2 separate regions of the Homo sapiens genome follow, and region 1 is linked to region 2. A link is a loop called in an ENCODE intact Hi-C map of the cell type or tissue named here. Cell type or tissue: thyroid gland. All regions are shown on one strand.

Region 1 (2,500 bases), 110 kb before region 2:
CACTGTGGACCAGTAGACCAGCAGGCATGATGATTCCCAAGGCAGTCTGACCTTCAGACTGCTGGTTCCTGCTCATCCCATGCTTCTGACAAACCTAAAAAGCTCTGCAGCCAATTCCTAACTTTAAACTGTGTTTGATGATACAGGAAGTATTATTTGAAATGCAGGTGAGATAAGCCTCATTCCCTGAATTCATCAATCTACCCCAGTCACACACTCCCCAGGAGTGCTGGCTCTATCAGAAGGAAGCACCCAAGTGGCAGGAAGGCTGAGGAATTTCTCAGGAAGATGACAAAAGCTCCACTGTCATGAATGCAAGGTGCTGAACAGATCTCCAGGAGGAAATGTGTATACAAGCACTGCAGCTAACACAAGCACACTATTCGGCATCACTATGGAAAAGTGATCCCCTAAAAAGGAAGTCCCATGCCAGCCCTCTGTGCCCAGGACAAGTGTCTGCAGGACAGGGCTGGGGACCATCCATGAAGTCCCCTTTCACATCCTTCCCTTTCAGGTTCCTCCAAGTGCATGGCAGGCACCTGAAAGTGAGGACCTCCTTAAATTCTGTACCCGGGGCACCCCATTTGCCTGCATCTCTAAAGCAATCCTGGGAGTTGTTCTCTTTTCCCTCCCAGATTTTTAAAGTTATTTATAAATCCCAAAGTGACTGTGGGGAATAAGGATAAAATAATACAATGCCCATTGCCTTTGTGTGTGGACAGATGACTTGGAGGCCCCAGAGGAAAATATATGAACTCTAAGTATTCACTGCTTATTTCTCTCTTTTGTCAATAAATGAAAAGTGTCATATCTTCATACTTACAGTTCTTTTTCTTTAAACATATTTATATGTATATATCTCAAATGCCAGCAACGCAAAGAGAATTACTTATAGGAGGGTGAAGACATCATATATTTTATCAACAGTATATTGATCATTGATGCTATTGTTGCTACCTTTAGAAAGAATACAGTCATGGTACTTTAGAAAAAAAATGTTCTAAAGCTAATTTTTGAAAAACTTCATTATTTAATGATTTTGACAGAAGACCCATGACTGGTCTGAATTTTAAATAGCAAGAATTTTTAACAATGGTTGTTTTAAAGTGACACTAGATGGCGCTAACAGATCATTAATACTGTGTAAGCCCTAAACAAATATAAAACCATAAGGGTTTTGTCACTTTAAGTCGATTTATATATCAAATCCAAAGTACATGAATAAAACACTCTAGTAAATGTCATCTTTACACCAAAAAGAAACTGTTAATCATGAAAAACATAAACAGCATATTAATCAAAACCGCACATTCATTGTTATAAAGAAATTCACAACATGGATTAAAATTTTAACATTTCCTTGGGCATCTGACTCACTAATGACATGGTTGTAGTATTATCCAGAATTCTGACCAGTGAGGGCCACACCATGCCTCCTTTGTTGAGTGAGCAGGATATAGTTCTGTGGTCTCTCCCAACTCTAAGGGTTGCTCAGTGAATTAGGAGGGTTCTGCAATTAAAGAATTGCTAAATAATGTTGATGTTGGTGGGAGAACTTTGGTAAATAGTTGTAAGATCAGGTGGGAAGTGGAGTTTAATTTTTAAACATTGGTTGTTTAGAAGCCATATAAAAGAGCTCCCTACACCTGCCATGTAGTTAATTGTTTACTTTCTGAAAGTCAAGGGCTCACCGGGATGAACTGTTTTATTGTGATACTTCAAATAAAATAGACATGTGATTTCCTTTCTTGGAGAACCAGTTGTGTAAAAATAATGGAGCTCAAGATAATGCACAGAAACCACAACCTGACTTAAACATAGGTATGTTCATCTTATCACACAGATACAATCCTTCATGTAGTGAGTGACAAGAGAAAACAGGGGTAAAAAGAAAAGTGAAAAAGACTCCTTATACTTTAAAAGGAGATTTGAAGAATAAATAATGTTTTAAGTCAGATTTGGGGGGAACTCAGCAAATTTTAAACTATGAAGTTATTCTCTGTAGCAACAGATGATATATATCAATGGTCAAATATTCAGTTAATTCTAATAGAATACCTTGAGTGTTTTTTCTTTTGTCTTTGTCTTTTAAATCTGGAATATAGCAAGGCATTCTTAGGTTTAAAAAGAGAATAATTTTTAGGTTTGAAAAGGGAATAAGTTAGAAAATAGTTCCCATTTTTATATATAATCTAGTTTCAGTGTTTTTATTTCCCTCTGTTAGTTCACCTATCTTCAATATTACCCTCAGTCTTCCATCTGGATTCAGCCGACTGTCTTTTCCCCCAGATGTGAGCATTTCACCTGGCCCCGGAACATCTCTGACATGCTTCCACAACATGCACAGGAGGCCCCTGGGCAGGTGGGGAAAGACCGGAGTCTTCAAAGCCTATGTTAGAATGCCGGCACTCCACAAGACTGTGACCCTCAGGCCAAAGTGAGAACATGGCCATTTCTTTAGGGTCTGTGCTCCAGGTTCTTTAGCAATAAGTTATGGTTT
Region 2 (2,500 bases):
CAGATCATTCTCTGCTCTTCCCAAGGGGATTATCAGAATTTTCTGTCATTCCTTTAGGTTCCCTGACAGTGAAAATCCCAAGAATAGTTAAAATTATGTTTGAGTTAAAAAAAGGCCAAATGGAATATTGAAAACCAAACCCCCATTTTGTTATGCATGACTTAGTTTTCCTGGATAGCTTAATTTTTATTATACAATTTTGGAACCGTGCTAATTCATTTTAACCCCTGAGATTAAAATACCACCTGAACTGCAATCACTCTATCAAAATGCTAATCACTTTTGAAAGTGTTTGCAGAACTACGAATCTGAATCTGAACCACAGGATGGTCTCAGGCTATCCTCTCTTCTGTCCGACATAATGATTTTTCTACCCTTAGTTACTTCTCAAAGCTAACAAGAATGGCTTGGCAGCAATATGAGTGCTTTTTTAAAAATTTCACTAATAGCTAAGACACTTCTGGTTTCAGGGGGTCACAATGCTTAAACTTCCCCAGTCCTCTCATTCAAGGCCATCAAAATAATGAGACTGATCAACAGATCAGTTCAACTGAGATACTGAACATCAACAGCAATGTTGTTCTGGAATTACCCTGTATGTGTAGCAACTGCCAGAGCCCACCCATAACAAGCTGAGTCCAAGCTCCCTGCCACCAGGCAAATAGCTTAAATTCTCCTCTGCTTCACTGGATGCCACTGGATACTTGCAAAAACAAACAAGCTTATACTGAGTACGTCCTTGCAAACATTTACTATGTGTAGCAGTTTGGCTATATGGTGCTTCAGAAGAATCCTATCAAGGAATTCAGAAGAGCAAAAAAATAGCCTGTAAACACTTAACACTTTAAAATAACCATACACACAGAATGACATTTATTTTTTTTTATTTATTTATTTATTTATTTATTTATTTATTTATTTATTTATTTATTTATTTTAAGACAGGGTCTGGCTCTATCGCCCAAGCTGGAGTGCAGTGGTATGATCTCGGCTCACCGCCACCTCCACTTCCCGGCATCAAGCCATCCTCCCGCTTCAACCTCCTGAGTGGCTGGGACTACAGGCATGTGACACCACGCCCAGCTAATTTTTGTATTTTTTGTAGAGACAGGGTTTCAACATATTGTCCAGGCTGGTCACAAACCCCTGGACCCCAGAGATCCACCTGCCTTAGCCTCCAAAAGTGCTGGAATTCTAAGTGTGAGCCACTACACCCAGCCATAGAATGGATGTTGTTATGAAAAGTTCTGATTCAGAAAAGTCATTTTGCTCTCACATGAAGATCCTCTGCCTCTCTCTCTCTGTTTGCCTGGCAAAAATTGTCTCAAGAGACTTTTAAGTTTACTGTGGCTTTGCTCCCAGCTACCAGCTGGGGGAGCTCTTATCACCATGAAATGGTGACAAGACTATTTGGCCACACTTCTCCAAAGAGGCCAGGCCCTGCTAGGCTGCTTTCCCTGAGGGCACAGGGTCAGGTAAACTCCTGCACCTGCCGCCAGGCTCCTGGAACTTTTGCCTTCCCCGCCCACTCTCCCCTCCAGCCCACTCTCACTCAGGTCTCATCGTTCCACTCCCCAGAAGCAAGCTACAACAGGACCCACCCTGGCCAGAAAAAGAAATCTTGAGCTATTTTGTTGTTTTAGGTGACTATTAATGTTCCTATTTTAGCTGAATCTTATTAATCTTTAGCCTTTCCTTTTATCCTTCCCTCTATTCTTCTACTTTGCCACAGTATTATTTTGGTGGTGTCACATTGGCCTTGTTTTATTTTGGGGGGGAGCAGATTTATGAACTGTCAGTGAAGGTAACAACTGAAACTGGAAAATGGATTGAAAAATCGTGGCACACCAGGAATCAAGTATTATTTAAATAATTTTAAGTTCAAGGGAGAGGAAAAGGAAAAAAAAATACAAAAAGGCCTTCATTTGTACTTCCTGCCTTACAGGTAAACCAAAACAAGAGAAATAAGAATAAATTTCACAGTGTTTTTCAGCCCTGTGGCAAAGCAGTGGAATGCAAATTAAGGCCATTCAAAGATGGCCGCTGGGTGTAGGCCATGTTGTTAAAGAAACAATTCTATCTTGGTGACTAGAGGGGATCATTTGCCACATATGGAAATGAGATAATACCTAATCCACTGTGTCAAAGATCTGCCAAATATTACATTATTGATTCAGTTACATTAAAAATTTTATTATAATTGAGAGAGTAGTTTTTGCCTTCATATTCAAACTCCGAAGAAATGGCCCCAGGTTATATGTTGACCACTCTTCTCCCTATTTTATTCACGGAATAGACGAGTGCTCAGGTTTATCCCAATACTCCCTTTCAATTGTAACCTATAACCATCAGTCTTCCCAGTAACAATAATAATAATGAGAAAGTTCAGTTAATGTGCCCAATCTTCCTTACCAGGCAATTTTAACCTGTAAGCTAATGGGTTTTTGTTGTTGTTGTTGTTGTTATTGTTTGATACGGAGACTCACACTGTCGCCCAGGC

What was found. A loop is a pair of places that touch in the nucleus more often than their neighbours do. Peaks named below come from ENCODE experiments on the same cell type or tissue, not always from the same donor. Only the 100,000 strongest peaks of a DNase experiment are listed, where the experiment ranks them.
Region 1: a loop joins it to region 2, with 2.2 times the contacts of the local background. A loop is called at or near these places in 16 of 110 quality-filtered maps.

Annotation. Positions count from the first base shown.
Region 1 is chr6:25,601,193-25,603,692 of GRCh38, reverse strand. The region is part of intron 33 of CARMIL1 (capping protein regulator and myosin 1 linker 1); the gene reads right to left. Among named protein-coding and RNA genes, the nearest start is that of SCGN, 50 kb to the left of the region's middle. In thyroid gland, a CTCF peak has its summit at 1,120 (motif pointing right); no DNase peak of the experiment used is centred here.
Region 2 is chr6:25,489,136-25,491,635 of GRCh38, reverse strand. All of the region lies in intron 13 of CARMIL1 (capping protein regulator and myosin 1 linker 1), which reads right to left. Among named protein-coding and RNA genes, the nearest start is that of SCGN, 160 kb to the left of the region's middle. In thyroid gland, a CTCF peak has its summit at 1,366 (motif pointing right); a DNase peak (open chromatin) is centred at 1,395; H3K27ac peaks cover 599 bases.